Linked DNA regions of Homo sapiens: region 1 is linked to region 2. Evidence: chromatin loops called from intact Hi-C (ENCODE). Cell type or tissue: PC-9. All regions are shown on one strand. Each heading gives the region's core, and the rest is flanking DNA. Links, peaks and the distances in the headings are about the cores only.

The links. A loop is a pair of places that touch in the nucleus more often than their neighbours do. Peaks named below come from ENCODE experiments on the same cell type or tissue, not always from the same donor. Only the 100,000 strongest peaks of a DNase experiment are listed, where the experiment ranks them.
Region 1: a loop joins it to region 2, with 13 times the contacts of the local background. A loop is called at or near these places in 18 of 110 quality-filtered maps.

The regions. Positions count from the first base shown.
Region 1 is chr12:48,537,004-48,546,995 of GRCh38, forward strand. No RefSeq gene overlaps it. Among named protein-coding and RNA genes, the nearest start is that of OR8S1, 16 kb to the left of the region's middle. RefSeq lists a silencer at 5,422-5,531. In PC-9, for the core only: a CTCF peak has its summit at 5,500 (motif pointing right); a DNase peak (open chromatin) is centred at 3,558; H3K27ac peaks cover 1,946 bases; H3K27me3 peaks cover 387 bases.
Region 2 is chr12:48,789,934-48,799,925 of GRCh38, forward strand. It overlaps ADCY6-DT (ADCY6 divergent transcript), which reads left to right. Exons shown (of 3, transcript NR_110019.1): 2 at 52-186; 3 at 380-602. It also overlaps a transcript of ADCY6 not described here. Among named protein-coding and RNA genes, the nearest start is that of ADCY6-DT, 5.8 kb to the left of the region's middle. RefSeq lists a silencer at 5,933-6,227. In PC-9, for the core only: CTCF peaks have their summits at 6,098 (motif pointing left) and 6,302; DNase peaks (open chromatin) are centred at 5,078, 6,038 and 7,218; H3K27ac peaks cover 2,036 bases.

The DNA of each region.
Region 1 (9,992 bases), core at 1,154-9,153, 250 kb before region 2:
CATTTACAATAGCTACAAAAGTAAAACAAAATACCTATAGTGACAAATTAAACCGAGGAAGTGAAAGATCTCTACAAGAGAAACAACAAAGCACTGATGAAAGAAATTGTAGACAACACAAACAAATGGAAAAACATCCCATGATCACAAATCAGAAGAATTAATATCATCAAAATGACCATACTGCCCAAAGCAATCTACAGATTCAATGCAATCCCTATCGAAATGCCAACATCATTCTTCACAGAATTAGAAAAAGCAATTGTGAAATTCATATGGAACCAAATAGAGCCCAAACAGCCAAAGAATCTGGAGGATAAAGAACAAAGCAGCCCACATCACATTACCTGATGTCAAAATATATTACAACACTATAGTAACCAAACAGCATGGTATTGGTATAAAAATAGACACATAGACCAATGGAACAGAATAGAGAACCCAGAAATAAAGCCACAAATTTATAGCCAACTGATTTTGACAAAGCCAGCTAGAACTTACATTATGGAAAGGACACCATTTTGAATAAAAAGTGCTGAAAAAATTAGATAACCATATGCAGAAGAATGAAACTGGACCTATATCTCTCACCATATACAAAAATCAACTCAAAATAGATTAAAGACTTAAATTAAAAGACCGAAACTAGGCCAGGCACAGTGGCTCATTCTTGTAATCCCAGCACTTTGGGAGGCCGAGGCAGGCATATCACTTGAGCTCAGGAGTTCGAGACCAGCCTGGGCAACATGGCAAAATGTTGTCTCTACAAAAAGTATAAAAATTAGCCAAGCATGGTGGTGTATGTCTGTAATCCCAGCTATTCAGGGGGCTGAGGCAGGAGGATCGCTTGAGCCCGGGTGGTCAAGGCTGTAGTGAGCTGCAGTGGTGCCACTGCACTCACCCTGGGTGACAGAGCAAGACCCTGTCTCAAAAAAAAAAAAAAAAAGAAAACCTAGGAAAAACTCTTCTGGGCATTGGTCTAGGCAAAGAATTCATGACTAAGACCTCAAAAGCACAAGCAACAAAAACAAAAATAAATAAATGAGATTTAATTAAACTAAAAAGCTTCTGCAAAGCAAAAGAAATAACCAACACATGAACAGACAACCTGCAGAATGCAAGAAAGTATTTGCAAACTATGCATTCAACAGGGTATTAATATTCAGAATGTACAAGGAATGCAAACAACAACAACAAAAACAAATAATCCTATTTAAAAGTGGGCAAATGGCCAGGTGCAGTGGCTCATGCCTGCAATCCCAACACATCTGGACATCGAGGCAGGAGGATCACTTGAGCCGGGAGTTCAAGACCAGCCTGGGCAATGTAGCAAGACCCCGTCTCTATTAAAATTAAAAAGTTAGCTGGGCATGGTGGTGTGAGTCTGTGGTTCCAGCTACTGGGGAGGCTGAGGTGGGAGGATCACTTGAGCCCAGGAGGTTGAGGGTGCAGTGAGCTATGATTGCACTACTGCACTCCAGTCTGGGTGACAGAGCAAGACTCTATCTCAAAAAAAAAAAAAAAGTGAAAGAAGGATGTAAATAGATATTTTGCAAAAGAAGACATATGAATGGCCAACAAGTATAGGAAAAAATGCTCAACGTCACTCATCATCAGAGAAATACAAATTAAAATTGCAATAAGATATCATCTTACACCAGTCAGAATGGCTAGAATTCAAAGGACAAAAAATAACTGATGTTGGTGAGGATGCAGAGAAAAGGGAATGCTTATACACTGTTGGTGGGAATGTAAATTAGTACAACCTCTATGAAAAGCAGTATGGAGATGATGGATATGTTAATTAGCTCCATTACGGTGATTATTTCACAATGTATACATATATCAAAATATCAGTTTGCATATCTTAAATATATACAATTTTTGTTCATCAATTATACCTCATAAAAGCTGGGGGGAAGGATGTATTGGTGTATTTAATGAAATATTGAAAAGACATTTATTTTTCCTATTTAAGAATGAGGATATACAAGGAGGCTGCATGCCTTCAGATGACCCCTCAACGCAGTCACTGTGCCTAGGTATCTGTGTTTACATCTCAGACCCATAGGAATGACCCCACAAAAACACTGAATCTCATTTGAAAAGAATTACAAGTGTTTGGGGTGGGGATAAGTGTCAGAAGGGAGAGGAAATAAGGCAGGCAATCACTGACTCCCTTCTGATCCAGTGATACCATACTATATGTGATACAAGTGGTTTGGGAATAGAATTCAGTAGACATTTCAGAAGGGTCAGGCTTCTCTACTTAACTCTGACTTATTACAATAGCCCTAGAACTCAAGTGGTGGAACAATCAATAGTTTAGGTTAAGTATCCTTTCCCTTTACACAGAAAGTATCCATCAAACTCCAAAGGAAAGGAAAATGGTGGAAAGGCTAAATTAGCATGACTAGCAATCGTGGGAGTTCTCTTGCTGCCACCACTCTTAAGCCTTGGCTTCACCTCTGTTCCCACTCAGGTTGGTCCCTAAAGAGTACATGAAAAGAGAAATGAGAAGTGGACTTGGGCAGAAAAATGAGCATAGCTAAATGAGCTAAATGGTAAGCATCATGTTTTCATTCCCCAAAACATGTCCTCTCTCTTTCTTATCATCATAAGGTTAGTTGGGACCCAGAAAAATGGCAAGTCCCTTGAGAACTTCCCTGCAAAATATGGTGCAACCACTATGAACAAGAAATGGAAGAATGAATTGTACAGGTATAAGAGGTAAGAGATCCTTTCCTGAGTTCCCCTTAGCCTTAGAATGACAGGGGAAGGCAGTGACTACTAGTAGGGCAAGAATGTCAGCTTACAGGCCGGGTGCGGTGGCTCCTACCTGTAATCCCAGCACTTTGGGAGGCTGAGGAGGGCAGATCATGAGGTCAGGAGTTCAAGATCAGCCTGGCGTGTATGGCGAAACCCCGTCTCTACTAAGAATACAAAAATTAGCCGGGCATGGTAACGCACACCTGTAGTCCCAGCTACTCGGGACGCTGAGGCAGAAGAATCGCTTGAACCCGGGAGGCGGAGGTTGCAGTGAGCCAAGATTGCGCCACTGCACTCCAGCCTAGGTGACAGAGGGAGATTCCATCTCAAAAAAAAAAAAAAAAAAAGAATGTCAGCTTACGAGAGAGTTAGCAGCCCACTGTAGTATACTATAAGACACATATTGCAGCTGTAAGATTAATGATAACCATAAGGCCCACTCAAACATCTCACAGGACCTACACTATATATGATGATGCAACTTGTCCTAGTAATACTCTGGCCAGAGTTGGAAATCCCCAGGCCACCTTGCATCATACTGCTAAGTGACATATAGTGTGGGCCATGTGTGATATTTGAGTGGGCCTTATGGTTATTGTTAATCTTGTAGCCACAGTATGTCTCTAATAGTATACTACACCCACAAAGGGTCTTATGACCAGAACAAAAGGAAATTGACTTAGCAAATATGCCTTGGACAGCCTTGCCAGCAACTGGATAAGGATCATCTACGCCATGCTAGATTACCAGGAGAGAGAGGGCCACACCTGAGGGCCAGAGGGGATGAGTCACATGTGGAGCAGGAAATCAGCATAGAACCAAGGCAGGCCACCAGTGAGTAGATGCCTGTGGTCACCAACACCACAGTTACTCTAGGGTCAGCATAACATCAACCCCCAGTAAGAGACAAGAAGGGGAAAATCTTAATGTATAGTTATGAAACCTTAAATGACTGAGAAATCACAGAATTTTCCACTGAGTTCATACTTAACATGACTGAATTAAATTTTTGCTTCAGACATAAACAGAAGCTTGAAAGATAAATTAATACAGTTTGAGGATTCCTAATCCAAAATTCTCCAAAATTCAAAACTTTTTGAGCACCAACATGAAGCTCAAAGGAAATGCTCACTGGAGCATCTGAATTTTGGAATTTAAGATTAGGGATGCTCAGCTGGCAAGTGTGATGAAAATATTCCAAAATCTGAAAAACTGTGAAACCCAAAACATTCCCTCCCAAGCATTTTGGATGAGAGATACTCATCCAAAATGTGTATCTCCAAAATGTGTTTAAAATAAAATCATATTTTGCATACCTGAGTCTGTGGGCTAAAAAATTACAATACACCACTGATCAAGAAAATGCAAGTTAGACCAGGCACGGTGGCTCACACCTGTAATCCCAGCACTTTGGGAGGCTGAGGAGGGTGGATCACCTTAGGTCAGGAGTTTGAGACCAGGCTGGACAAAATGGTGAAACACTGTCTTTACTAAAAGTACAAAAAACTAGCCAGGCATGATGGCAGGCACCTGTAATCCCAGCCACTTGGAGGTTGAGCCATAAGAATCACTTGAACCTGGGAAGTGAAGGTTGCAGTAAGCTGAGATCACACCATTGCACTCCAGCCTGGGCGACAAGAGCAAAACTCCATCTCAAAAACAAAAAAAAAAGAAGAAAATGCAAGTTTGTGTTGACATTACCTTTACTCCCTGAGACATCTGTGTCTTTGGACAGGAGACAAAAATGATGAACTACCTAGTGTCTTTACAGATTTTCAGACAGAGTTCGAATTTTATCATTTTGTTGCTTGACTTCCACAATAATCAAGCTATAGATTATGAATTTTAAAAGTGTTACAATGCAGTCCTGCAAAGATAATGCAGGACTGCATGTGTTACAATGCAGTCCTGGTCACACACAGAAACCATCGAGGTGCTAAGGCAGCTGACTAAGCCTGTCTTGTATAATAGAATTCACCAGATATTGTGGGGAGAAGATGGAGAAGGCCTTGCTCTTACAGTTAGCTGAGCTCATTACCCATCGCTGATTCCTGATCTGAGGGTGAAGCAGGTCCTGGCATTACCTTATAGAGAGAGGACAGCTGGAACCCATGCCAGGTCTCACTGGACACCTTGTGTGAGACATCCTTTGGCTGTGACATTTCTCCTTACTTCAAGTTACTTCTGTGTTGTATCCTTTTCCCAAAGTAACCATAGGTTGGTAAGCATCATTATTTGGGGTCCTGTGAGGGACCAGAAGTGTTTTTGGACTTTGCAATTGAAGAAAAATTAGGTGTTTTGGACTTAGCCATTACTCTCTGCCTAACTGCTGCCATTAGTTCAGCCAGCCAGCATCATATGTGGGATTAGAAATTTGTCTCCCCAACTCATTTTTAGCTAAAACTATAACTAAGGCATTATTTAGATAGAAAAGGGGTGGTTCCGATAAAGAGGATGAAAATGAATCATTGACGCCATGTGGTTGGTTGCCTACTTGCCCTTAGTTTGAAGTAGCACATGCTTTGAAATCACTTGCTGATAATAAACCTTCCCAGTGAGATCTGAAAATTATAAAACTGAAACCTCAGGAGCTAGTAAAATGGATTGGCAGGAAATTTCAATCCAGTGGCAGGTCCACTAAAATTCAGTTCCACGGTTGCTGCATTAGCAAAGGTAAAAGGAAGCCCAAAGATCTCCTTTGGCTGAGCTTCACATTCTCTGGCCAGGAGACGGCGCTCCAACCAAAGGAAGCTGGGCAACCATAACCTGACACCGGGTTGTAACTATGAGACTAATTACTACTAAGAAGATATTTAGTTAAGTTGAAATGTATTTCTAATATGTAGGCAATTTTAATTTTGATGTAGTTGTTTAATTTTTCTGTAATTAATGGGCCATTGAAAATTGCATTCTTGTTAATTGTTGGAATTTTCTTACTGGCCTTACATGGCAAGTTTTGGTTATTCCTCAGCCATTATATATATATATATATGCCACCTTTTTATGGCAAAAATTACTTTTTGGTTGTAAAGTTGTTTATTCTGTGTTCTTTGCTAATAAAGATTTGTTATCGGCCGGGCATGGTGGCTCACACCTGTAATACTAGCACTTTGGGAGGCCAAGGGGAGCAGATCACGAGGTCATGAGATCGAGACCAACCTGGCCAATATGGTGAAACCCCATCTCTACTAAAATACAAAAAAAAAAAAAATTAGCTGGGCGTGGTGGCTCGTGCCTGTAGTCCCAGCTACTCAGGAGGCTGAGGCAGGAGACTCACCTGAACCTGGAGGTGGAGGTTGCAGTGAGCCAAGATCATGCCACTGCACTCCAGCCTGGTGAGAGAGCAAGACTCTGTCTCAAAAAAAAAAAAAAAAAAAAAAAAGACATTTCAAATGGGGCAAGCTGACTGATAATGGAAGGACGGCAAAAGGAAACATGAAAGTAAGGGGTTGTTAAGTGAAATCATTGAGACATTTTGTAGTGTTAAAAGCAGCTTCCCTTTGAGCCCTTGTTGAAATGGCTCCTGAGGGTTTTAGATCAAGGTGCAGTGTTCCTGTCCTTGAACACTGCTGAGTAGGGAAGAATGTTTGCCAGCTCCTAAGGGAATATTTGGGCTTACACTGGATCTTCAGTTGTCCGCTACCTTTGCAGGGACAGTTCATGGGGCAGCTGCTAGTTCACTAGACTGGATCAAGGGAAGGACGTGTCATACATACCCAGATTGTCTGAGCTCCTGGTTCTGATGTGTTTCACATACACATTGGTGGTTTCTAATCAAGAGAGTGAGCACATGCTAGTATGACCCTGTAGGGGGAAGAATATTGGAGCTCCCTCCAGGGCTGTCTCCAGGACTCCTTGATGGGAGGCAGCTTTTGGCTGTGGTGCATATCCTTACTTTAATGCTGTTGCTACATTTGTATCATTTTTCCTGCAAATCATAGATTTGTAAGCAACGTCATTTTGGGTCCCTGGAGTCTTCTTTATCAATGGAGTCCTGTCTAACTGTCATCATTAGTACAAAAAAACCTCTTACCCTCAGGAAGTCTGCAGTTTATTGGGAGCTGAATAGCAAGTGTGGGGTCAGCAAGGAGGCCCAGAAGGTTAGCAGGGAGGGTTTCTCATGAGCCAAGGGGAGAAATTGTAGGTTGGTCATTCAGACTGCAATGAAGTCTAAATGAGCTAGGGTTATTTTGCCCTAAGCCCATAACCAAAGAGCTTGCTGGGGATTTTGAGAAAGGCGGACATTAGAAGATATCTGGGTTTGAGGAAATTTTTTCTGGAGGGAGAATAAATCATAAGTACTCAAGGACTTGAATAAAGTCTCATAAAACTTCGAAGTGAAAATAATAGATTTTTCTATTAAATAATATAATTAGTATTTAATGGAATAAGCTAATGATATGCAAAATCAACTGAAGATGCAGCATGACTGACCATTAATATATCTAATATTATCTATATCTAACATGAACATGTCCCACCATACTCTCTAATCCCAAGTCCAAGGCTTTCCTGAGCTAAGCTGCAGCTACAGCAATCGGAAGGTGGGAGTGGTAAAGCCCCAGGTCCCATGGAAGTCCCGTCTGCAGCAGCAGCAGCAGCTGCTGCAGCGTGTGTGACCCTTTCTATCCGGGGGCTGAACATGGATGTTCCAGGAACATTAGCACTCGGGTGATGGATATACAGCTGAAAGGTTGGTATTGCCCCATGTAAATGCACCTCTCTATCTGACTCCCAAGCATCTAAGGAAGAACTAAAACAGAGGAAGTTTTCCCTGTCTTGAGGATGGGAAAGCATAAAACTGGAGTGCAGAGGTGGGTGCCTGGAAGTGGGACTGGCAACTTATCTGGTGCTACACTACAGGCGGAGATTCCCTTCTCTCATGAGACTGTTACCACTTAAAGAACTGAAATAGCCAGTCTTTTGCCACAATGAGCAAACGAAACAATAGTACAAACAGGCAATGAAAGACAACCATCAAGAGGAATAATCAGAACAACCCCATTAAAAAATGTTGAAGGAGATACACATGGACCAAAACAACTACCATGGAAAAAAATACATATATATATATAATGTTTTTGAGATGAAGTTTCACTCTTGTTGCCCAGGCTGGAGTGCAATGGCATGATCTTGGCTCACTGCAACCTCCATCTCCTGGGTTCAAGTGATTCTCCTGCCTCAGCCTCCTGAGTAGCTGGGATTACAGGCACCCACCACCATGCCCAGCTAATTTTTTGTATTTTTAGTAGAGATGAGGTTTACCTATGTTGGCCAGGCTGGTCTCAAACTCCTGACTTCAGGCAATCCACCTGCCTAGGTCTCCCAAAGTGCTGGGATTACTGCGCCTGGCCTGAAAAAAATATATATGAAGAGGAATTACAGATTCAAATACAGCACAATAAAAGGCATCCTGGAACCAGGAGCTCTGATTTTATTATCTTAAAACTCAGACTTCCAGTTTCCACTCAAAAACGCAGAGGGCTAGGCCAGGCATGGTGGCTCACGCCTGTAATCCCAGCAAATTGGGAGGCAGAGGCAGGCGGATCACCTGAGGTCAGGAGTTGGAGACCAGCCTGGCCAACATGGTAAAACCCCATCCCTACTAAAAATACAAAAATTAGCCAGGTGTGGTGGCATGAACCTGCGACCCAAGCTACTCAGGAGGCTGAGGCAGGAGAATCCCTTGAGCCTGGGAGATGGAAGTTGCAGTGAGCTGAGATCGTGCCACTGAACTCCAACCTAGGTGACAGAGCAAGACTCTGTCTCAAAAAAAAAAAAAAAAAAAAAAAAAAGGAGAGGGCTGGAAAGATGTCACTCCCACTCTTATTTAAAAAAAAAAAAAAAAAAAAAGCTGAACAAACTGAAAATCAGTAACTTTTCTTGGACCATAAGAGAACTGAGGTCACAGGGCAGATGGCCATACAGAAATCAATCTGGAGAGGCAGGTTCCTGCAAGGAGACACTGAACCTGAGCATTTGCTTACCTAGGACAGAAGCTGCTGGGTGTTATGTAAAGAAGTAGGAAGATTAAACTGGAAATTTTGACAAATTGCTGGTGACTGAGTGTATGGTAGTATGAGACTTTGAAGTTCCTGAGGGTCACAATCATAGAGGGGTTCCCAACTTTTTCCAGCCTTTTCCTCCAGGAGCTCCATGAGGCTCTCAAGAAAATCTCTCCCCATAGTTCTAGCTGGGGTAGGAGAACAGAAGCCACTGTTAAATCCTCCCAGACCCGGTTCTCTTGTCTCCCGTATAGAACAAAAGGCTAAACCAGAAGCAGGTAATTCATCAAAGCCCCTACTCTGAGGGTACTGGCGCAATCCCACTGTAGCCAGGAAAACAGATTCAAAACCTTACCCTGAGGAAACTGGTGAATATGTAAAGGCAAAGGTACTAGAATAAGCCCAAACAATTCTGAGAAAAAACAACAAAATTGGAAGATTCACATTATCCAATTCTAAGAATTACTATACAGTTATGGTAATCAAGACTATTGTACCACACATACACAATGGAGTCTATTCAGCCATTAAAAAGACTGAGATCCAGTCATTTGTAACAGCATGGATGGAACTGGAGATCATTATGTAACGTGAAATAACCCAGGCACAGAAAAACAAACATTGCATGTTGTCATTTATTTGTAGGATCTAAAAATCAAAACAATTGAACTCATGAACATAGAGTAGAAGGATGGCTACCAGAGGCTGGGAAGGGTAATATAGGAAATATAGGAAAGCTTATTTCTTTTTCTTTTTAATTTTATTTTCTTATTTCTCTGATTTCTGCCTCAAAAGTATTGCCACGTGGTTACAGGTTATGCTCCCAAGGACATGAAACAAGACGGAGTCCTGTACCCAGTTTGTTACTGATCGTTTTGCTGGGCTGGCTTGAACAGCAGGCTTATGGGGTCCTGGGACTGCTTCCTAAACTAAGATACTCTTTCTTTGACAGAACCAACGAGAAAGACATGCAAAGCACACCAGATAGTCTACAGCTTACAACCAACCTCACAAATTCTTTGTCATTAATTATAAATTTACAAAGAATATAAACAATGATTCTTTTTTTTTTTTCTTGCCGTTGTATACTGGATTTATTTTTTTTTTCTTTTTTTATTGTACTTTAAGTTTCAGGGTACATGTGCACAATGTGCAGGTTTGTTACATATGTATACATGTGCCATGTTCGTGTGCTACACCCATTAACTCGTCATTTAC
Region 2 (9,992 bases), core at 1,338-9,337:
GGCTACTGGGGTGCATTGCTAAGTGCACGAACTGAGAAACTGGGTCTTTAGTTATTTCCAGCACGGAGCAGCTGCCCAAGTTACCTGGGAGATGGGAAAATCGTGTGAAAGCTGGTTAACCCTTTGAGGATTAGAGTAATGGTGGAAGCAGAAAGGAGAAGGAGTTTCACTCCAGGATGTACGTAGGTGAGTGTGACTTTAGAGGGGGTGCCATTCTGGAGCTGGGAAGAAGGCAGCCTGCCTGGCTTCCTTTTGAGGCCCCCTCTCCATTCCCTCAGTCAGACCTCTAGCTCCTCCTTCCAATTCAGCCCTTCCCCAAGCAGCCTATTCCCCACCCAAGATCCCAAGACCTAGGTATCTGAAGATGCTTCCTCCTCAGGACCAGCCCTCCCTGCAGTCCTGTCCTTCAAGACTCAAGTCTTGTCCACTCCAAATCACCACTGGGATTCCTAAGTCCAGGACAGAGCTTCAGGCAAGGAAAAGAAGAGTTGGGAAAGCCAGTTTCCAACATTTATCAGCCACGTGTACCTGCAAACTATATACCTTGGGTAAATCATCAATCTCTTGAAATGGGAATAAAACCATCTGCCTTGTCTTTCTTACAGGGTTTTCAGAATCAGATAGAGAAATGTTTGTTATAATGTTTGAAAATGGGAAAGTGGTACTTTCTCATTTCTCAGTTGTGCAGGCCTGGCCTGCAATTTGATCTTTGGGGCCTCTTTGCCTGACTTCTCACTTCAAAATTTCCTTAAAAATTGTTTTTGCTGGCCGGGCGCGGTGGCTCACGCCTGTAATCCCAGCACTTTGGGAGGCCGAGGCGGGTGGATCACAAGGTCAAGAAATCGAGACCATTCTGGCCAACATGGTGAAACCCCGTCTCTATTAAAAATTAGCTGGGCGTGGTGGCGGGCACCTGTAGTCCCAGCTACTCGAGAGGCTGAGGCAGGAGAATCGCTTGAACCCGGGAGGCGGAGGTTGCAGTGAGCCGAGATCACGCCATTGCACTCCAGCCTGGGAGACAGAGCGAGACGCCGTCTCAAAAAAAAAAAATTGTTTTTGCTATCAAAATTTCCTCTTCAAAATACCTGAATCAGGTTATCTACCACTTACGCTTAGAATAATGTGCTCATGAGCCACATGGGGAAAATGCAAAAAACAATTGAGATAAATATGCGTTAAAAAATGAAATTTTAGGCCGGGTGCGGTGGCTCATGCCTGTAATCCCAGCACTTTGGGAGGCTGAGGCGGGCGGATCACAAGGTCAGGAGATCAAGATCATCCTGGCTAACACAGTGAAACCCCATCTCTACTAAAAACACACAAAAAATTAGCTGGGCGTAGTGGGGGGCGCCTGTAGTCCCAGCTACTCGGGAGGCTGAGGCAGGAGAATGGCGTGAACCCGGGAAGCGGAGCTTGCAGTGAGCGGAGATTGCGCCACTGCAGTCCGCAGTCCGGCCTGGGCGACAGAGCGAGACTCCGTCTCAAAAAAAAAAAAAAAAATTAAATTTTAGCTGGGCATGGTGGCTCATTCCTTTAATCCCAGCACTTTGGAAGGCCAAGGCAGGCAGATCACGAGGTCAGGAGTTTGAGACCAGCCTGACCAAAATGGTGAAACCCCGTCTCTACTAAAAATACAAAAATTATTGGGGAGTGGTGGCGCGCGCCTGTAATCCCAGTTACTAGGGAGGCTGAGGCAAGGGAATCGCTTGAACCTGGGAGGCGGAAGTTGCAGTGAGCTGAGATTGCGCCACTGCACTCCAGCCTGGGCAACACAGCAAGACTCTGTCTCAAAAAAAAAAAAAAATTAGCCCAGCGTGATGATACGTGCTTATAGTCCCAGCACCTTCCAGGCTCAAGTGATTCTCCTGTGTCAGCCTCCCGAGTAGCTGGGATTACAGGCGCCCACCACCACACCTGGCTAATTTTCGTATTTGTAGTAGAGAGACGGTTTCTCCATATTGGCCAGGCTGGTCTCAAACTCTTGACCTCAGGTGATCTAACTGCCTCAGCCTCCAAAAGTGCTGGGATTACAGCCGTGAAGCCACCGTGCCTGGCCTTAGAATCTTTTTTTTTTTCTTGAGACCGAGTTTCGTTCTGTTGCCCAGGCTAGAGTGCAGTGGCACGATCTCTGCTCACTGCAGCTTCTGCCACCTGAGTTCAAGTGATTCTCCTGCCTTAGCCTCCCCAGTAGCTGGGATTACAGGTGCATGCCGGACATGAATATTAGAGTCTTAAGTTCCGACAGGGCAGGGCCACCATCAAATCTATTTCTAGCACTACAGAATATTAGGACTTTTTTTTTTTTTTTTGAGACAGGGTCTTGCTCTGTTGCCCAGGCTGGAGTGCAATGGCACGATCTCGGCTCACTGTAACCTCTGCCTCCTGAGTTCAAGCGATTCTACGTCAGCCTCCCAAGTAGCTGAGACTACAGGCGCTTGCCACCATGCCCGGCTAATTTTTGTATTTTTAATAGAGACAGGTTTCACCATGTTGTCCAGGCTGGTCTCAAACTCGAGCTCAAGCAATCCACCCGTTGTGGCCTACCAACGTGTTGGGATTACAGGCATGAGCCACCGCGCATGGCCAATTGGAAGGTTTTAACTCTGACAAAGAGAAGAAAGAGAGAGGCAGTCAGCAGGAACTGTATTTCTCCACGTCTAGCTTGCTTGATCTCAACGACCTTTTTTTTTTTTTTTTAATAATACAGACCATAGTCACAAGAGTGATGTATTTTCAATCTCTCATTTTCAGGAAGAGGAAACTCTTACAAGCAGAATGTATTATATGTAAGTGTAAGCTTCACACAGCCAAAAGTGTATCTGGACAACACTCTATACATAAGCAGTGTTGAAAACACCCTGCAATGTAACTAACGGATAGGCTTGAGTGCCCTGAGCCTTCCTTGGGTTGTTTGGGTTACAGCTAAACTAGCCTCTGCCTACGCCCTTTTACAAAGCAAAGATTCCTTTTACAATGCAAACAACCATTCCCTAGCTTTTCTGTCTTAAAGATCAAAAGTCTGCACAATTTGGCCAGGCGCGGTGGCTCACGCCTGTAATCCCAGCAATTTGGGAGGCCGAGGCGGGAGGATCACCTGAGGTCAGGAGTTCATGACCAGCCTCAACATGGAGAAACCCCGTCTCTACTATAAAAATACAAAATTAGCCGGGCATGGTGGTGCATGCCTGTAATCCCAGCTACTCGGGAGGCTGAGGCAGGAGAATTGCTTGAACCTGGAAGGCGGAGGTTGCGGTGAGCCAAGATCGCGCCATTGCACTCCAGCCTGGGCAACGAGAGCGAAACTCCGTCTCAAAAAAAAAAAAAAAGAAAAAACACCAAAAGTCTGCACATTTTATTTTCTGAAAGTAAGAAAGACATATAAAAACAATTCACAGCTGGGTGCGGTTGCTGGTGCCTGTAATCCCATCACTTTGGGAGGCCAAGGCGGGCAGATCACCTGAGTCAGGAGTTTGAGACCAGCCTGCCCAACAAGGTGAAACCCCGTCTCTCCTAAAACTACAAAAATTAGCCCGGTATAGTGACACGCGCCTGTAGTCCCAGCTACTGGGGAGGCTGACGCAGGAGAATAGCTTGAACTCGGGAGGCAGAGGTTGCAGTGAGCCGAGATTGCACCACTGCACTACAGCCTGGGGAACAGAGTGAGACTCCGTCTCAAAAAACAAAACAAAACAAAAAAAACACATTCATTCAATCTAGCAAATATGCCTTGTCCGTTTCACTACCCCTAACATCACTGCTGCTACCACCACCACCACCATCACCACTCCAGAGACTCACAACCCCTTCTACTTCCAGGGTTGGAATAGGCTCTGGCCAACTCCATTTCCACCGCCACCACCACCACTACCCTTGAGAATGGGCTCAACTCCAGGGGGATACAAAATCCCTTCCCCATCCCCTTAGATCCATTATTCATTCATCCCATATTTATTTATTTATTTATTTATTTATTTATTTATTTTTGAGATGGAGTCTCGCCCTGTCACCTACTCTCGCTACTATGTGTTAGGCACTCTTCTATTAATAGGTGCTGAGGATACAGTAATTGAACTCAGCAGACAGAGTTCCTAGTCTCATTAAGCTTACCTTCTAGTGGGAGGAAACAAGAAATAAATGAATAGATGAGGCTGGGCATGGCAGCTCACACCTGCAATCCCAGCACTTTGGGAGGCTGAAGCACAAGGATCACTTGAGCCCAAGAGTTTGAGACCAGCCTGGGCAACATGGTGAGACCCCATCTCTACAAAAAAAAATTATTTAAAAACTTATGAAAAAATGATGAGCCAGGTGCAGTGTCTCATGCCTATAATCCCAGCACTTTGGCAGGAGGATTGCTTGAGCTCAGGAGTTTGAGACCAGCCTGGTCAACATAGCGAGACCTCATCTCGACTAAAAAATTTTAAAAATTAGCCAAGTGTGGTGCTGTGCACCTGTGGTTCCAGCTTACTCAGGAGGCTGAGGCAGGAGGATCACTTGAGCCCAGGAGGGCAAGGTTGCAGTGAGCCGTGATTGCACCACTGCACTCCAGCCTGGGTGACAGACCGAGACACTGTCTCAAAAAAAAACAAAACAAAAAAAAGAATAAGCTGGGCATGGTGGCTCATGCCTGTAATCCCAGCACTTTGGGAGGCCAAAGCTGGTGGATTGCAAGGTCAGGAGTTCAAGACGAGCCTGGCCAACATGGTGAAACCCCATCTCTACTAAAAATACGAAAATTAGCCGGGTGTGTGTAATCCCAGCTACTCAGCAGGCTGAGGCAGGATAATTGCTTGAACCCTGGAGGCGGAGGTTGCAGTGAGCTGAGATCCTGCCACTGCACTCCAGCCTGGGTGACAAAGCAAGGCTCCATCTCGGGAAAAAAAAAAAAGAATAGATGAGAAGATAGTTGATGATAAGTGCTATGATGACAATTAGAACCCAGGATCGATAGGAAGTGACTGGGGTAGAAACCTAGGTATGGCTGTCAAGAAAGGTCCCTATAAGGAAGTGCTATGTACATGCAGACCTGAATGACAAGGAGTCAGCCATGCAAAGAATCTGGGTAAAGAGCATTTCAGAGGGAACAGCTAATGCAAAAGCCCTAAGGCAATAGCAAGCTCACGGTGCTTAAGAAACAGAAAGTCAGTGAGGCTGAAGCCCATGTGTTGAAGGAAGAAAGTATAAGATGAGGTCAGAAAGGGAGGCATGCCCTAGCTAGTGGAGAAGCTCTTAGGCCAGGGAAAGGAGTTTGGATTTCATTGAAAGTGTAATGAGAAGCCTTTGGAAGGTGTTAAGCTCAGAAGTGGCACGATCTGATTTATGGTTTTAAAGGATCATGGTAGCTGCTGAGTGGAGAATAAATTGTGGGATCAAGGGATGCAAGGGAAACCACTTAGAAAGCTATTATAGTGGTCCAGGTGGAAACAGTGGCTTGGACAAGGATGGTGATAGAGGGCGGGGCTGCTGAGAAGTGGAAGGACTCAGGAAATGTTTTGGAGTTGGAGTACCCTAATGACCTGCCTTGGCTCTCTCTGCATGGTTTATGCATATCAAATAATTATCAACAATCGACAAATATTTATTGAGTTCCTACCACGTCCCAGGCGCTGTGCTACGCACTGGAAGTTACAGCCCAGAGGAGAAGGCCCACTCCACCTCCTTCTGCCCTACTGCCATAGGAGCTCTAGTTTGAGGAAGCTACTGCCCATCCCAACCTCACCCCATTTGCAGGGCGAGAGGCACACCCATTACCCCACCCTACCCACCCCTGCACTCTATTCCAATGCCGATCTGGAACTGATGGGGTGGGGGCAGTATTTACAGTTGGAGAATTGATGCCATAAAAAGAAGAGTCCAAAGTCCTCTTAAAGGTCTCAGAGCAAAGACCAGGAGAGCCCAAAGCTTCCAGAGTGGAGAGGGAGTACAGCTAGGGCCATGAGGATGAGGCAACTCTTGGTGCCCACACCACTGCTAGTCCTTCTCTGGGTTTCCAGAGCCCAGACTTCCTCAGTCTTCACTATCCCATTCCGCCAGCACCTATTCCCTCGTCCCCACCTTAGTAAATGTCTGGGTCTTGTATGCCCTCTGGTGGCACAATCATGGTACTGCAGCCCATAGTTAGTTCCCAACTTTTCGCTACTCAATCTATAGTCTTCTCTGGCTCACGGCTCCTAGGGGCAGTATGGGAAATTCTGGAAATCAGGGAAGGGCTGGAACACTGGTCTCTGGGTGTTGGAGGGATGAGCGCACCCTCCATCTAGTTTTATACGCAATGCCAGATTCGTCTTTTATGAGTTGAATTAACCATGTTTGAGCACCTACTGTGAACTGATCCCAGTCACCAACCCGCTGACCCAAGCTCAGATGACTGGCCACTCCTACCAAAAGCTTAGAGTCTGGAGCTGGGGGGTGTGAAGAAGCAAGAGCGGTTTAGAATTCATTCTGCTTTCAGCAGCAGTGTCAGAAGCCCGAACTTGACCCTCCTATCATTCCTGCTGCCTAATTTCTCTTTGTTCCTGCCTGTTTTTTACGCCTTATACTCTTGCCTTTCTATCAGTTCTGTGAGCAAGTTATTCACTATCCTTCCAACAAATGTCATTTCTGCTCCCATTAGTTGGAGTCTGTTTCTGTTTTTACAATCAAGATGACTGGTATGTGTTGGGCAATTCATCAAGCCTTTCTGGGCCTTAGTTTCCCCCTTAGTAAAAAAGGGAGGATAGCAATGACTTCCATGCACAAGGCCATTTTTATTAAACAAGTGTATTAGTTCTCTATTGCTGCGTAACAAATTACCACACATTTAGCAGCCTAAAGCAACACACGTTTACTGTTTCATAGTTTCTGCCTATCAGGAGACTGAGCATAGCTCAGTGGGGTCCTCTACTTCAAGGTCTCACAAAGCTACAAGCAAGATGTTAGCTGAGGCTTCAGTCTCATCTATGGTTGGAATAAGGAAGGATCCAATTCCAAGCTCATGTGGTCGTTGATAGGATTCAGTTCCATATGGGCTGGGCTGCTGGACTGAGGGCCTCAGGCACCTTTCCCTTAGGCCTCTGCCACATGGCAGCATGTCTTCATCCAAGCCAGCAAGAAGAGATTCCGCTAGCAAACAGAAGTCAATGGTCTCTTATAGCCTCATTATAGAAGTGCCGTCCATCACCTTCTGATGGATCAGAAGTAAGTCTCTAGGCCAGCCCACAGTCAAGGGGAGGGGATTACTCAAGGGCATGAATACCAAGACGTGGGGATCATTTGTGGCCATCTCAGGTTTGCCTGTCACAATGTGGTAGCTGTTAGTCATCTTTCAAGGACTCCTCAAAATGCCACTTCCTTCTTGAGGGCTTTTTAAATTCTTCCCCCACCCAAACCCATCAAAGTTAACCCCTCTTACAAATGATGAAACTTGAAAGTGTGCTGGATATTAGATGGAATTATGTTTAATTGTGTTAGGGAAGGGTAATGTTATTTTTTTATTTTTTTATTTTTTTTTGAGACGGAGTCTCGCACTGTCACCCAGCTGAAGTTCAGTGGCAGGATCTCAGGTTCGCTGCAACCTCCATCTCCCGGGTTCAAGTGATTCTCCTGCCTCGGCCTCCTGAGTAGCTGGGATTACAGGCGCGTGCCACCAAGACCGGCTAATTTTTGTATTTTTAGTAGAGACAGGGTTTCACCATGTTGGTCAGGCTGTTCTTGAATTCCTGACCGCATGATCCGCCCGCCTGGGCCTCCCAAAGTGCTGGGATTACAGGCGTGAGCCACCGTGCCCGGCCGGGTAATGTTATTTTGACACTAAGAAATTCCCCCTAATTTTAACATTTATTTATTTATTTAAATTGACAAATAAAAATTATATATATGTACGTAAATTGTGTACAACATGTTTTGAAATATGTATACATTGTGAAATGGTTAAATCAAGCTAATTAACATATGCATCACTTCACATGCTTATCTTTTTTTTTTGGTGGTGAGAACACCTAAAATCTACTCTTTTAGCAATTTCAAGTATAAGATGCATTGCTATTAACTCTATTCACCACGTTGTGCAATAGATGTCTTGAACTTATTCCTCTCATCTAACAGATTTTGTATCCTTTGGCCAACTTCATTTCGGCCCAATCCTCCCACTCCCCAGCCTCCGGTAACTGCCATTCTACTTTTTCTACAAGTTCAACTTTCTAAGATTCCACGTATAAATGAGATCATGGCCAGGTGCAATAGCTCATGCCTGTAATCCCAGCACTTTGGGAGGCTAAGGCGGGCGGATCATGAGGTCAGGAGTTCGAGACCAGCCTGGCCAACACAGTGAAACCCCGTCTCTACTAAAAATACAAAAATTAGCCGGGTGTGGTGGCATGCACCTGTAGTACCAGCTGCTTGGGAGGCTGAGGCAGGAGAATCATTTGAACCCAGGAGGTGGAGGTTGCAGTGAGCCAAGACCACACCATTGCACTCCAGCCTAGGTGACAGAGAGATTCCGTCTCAAAAAAAAAAAGAGATCACATGGCATTTGTCTTTCTGTGCTGGGCTCATTTCACTTAGCATAATATCCTCCAGGTTCATCCATATTGCCATAAATTGCAAAATTTCATTCTTTTTTATGGCTGAATATTATTACATAATATATATACTGTATACTGCATTTTCTTTATCCATTTTTCTGTTGATGGACACTCAGGGTGATTCCATATCTTGGCTATTGTGTGTGTTGTTTTTTGTTTTTTTTGTTTTTTTTTTCTGAGACGGAGTCTCGCTCTGTCGCCCAGGCTGGAGTGCAGTGGCACAACCTTGGCTCACTGCAACCTCTGCCTCCTGGGTTCAAGCAATTCTCCTGCCTCAGGCTCGTGAGTAGCTAGGCGCTCGCCACCACGCCAGGCTAATTTTTGTATTTTTAGTAGAGACGAGGTTTCACCATATTGGTCAAGCTGGTCTTGAACTCCTGGCCTTGTGATCTGCCTGTCTTGGCCTCCCAAAGTGTTGGGATTACAGGCATGAGCCACTGCGCCTGGCCTTTTTTTTTTTTTTTTTTTTTTTTTTTTTTTTTTTTTAATAAGGACAGATCTTGCTTTGTTGCCCAGGCTGGAGGGCAGTGGCTATTCACAGGCATGATCATAGTGCCCTGCAGCTTCCAACTCCTGGACTCAAGCAATCCTCCTGCCTCAGCTTTCCAGAGTAGCTGGGACTATAGATGTGAGCCACTGTGCCCAGTTACTATATCTTGGCTATTGTGAATAAAGCTGCAATAAATATGGGAGTGCAGATATCTCTTCAACATACTGGTTTTATTTCTTCAGATATATACCCAATAGTGGGATTGCCAGATCATATGGTGGTTGAAATATGTTCTTTCTGAGTGATACTACTGAAGTATTTCTTGGTGGACTATCATGATGCCCACACTTTTCTTTAAGATATTTTACTCAAAAAAGAAAAAAAAAAAAAAAAGGCCAGGCATGGTGGCTCACACCTGTAATCCCAGCACTTTGGGAGGCCAAGGTGGGTGGATGGCTTGAGGGCAGGAGTTCAAGACCAGCCTGGCCAACATGTCGAAACTCCGTCTCTACTAAAAATACAAAAATTAGCTGGGTGTGGTGGTACACACCTGTAACCCCAGCTACTCAGGAGGCTGAGGCACGAGAATCGCTTGAACCCAGGAGACGGAAGATGTAGTGAGCCGAGATCACGCCACTGCACTCCAGACTGGGCAACAGCGCAAGACTCCACCTCAAAAGAAAAAAAAAAGATATTTTAGAGTAGTAAGGAGAGGGTCATAGGGACATCCTCCCTTTTACTCCCAGTCTCCTTGGCTAAATAGTTGCCATGGAAAAAGTAGATTTTGCTCTTTCCAGAAGTGGTCCAGGAAGCCAGCTCTGTATATGTGTGTAAGAGGTGAGAGAGACTGAAAAGATTAACAATATCAAACTTTCTCATCTCACAAGCCTCAAAGGGCCTGTATGTGAGTGCAGATAACTGAAATCGGTTATCTCCCTGAT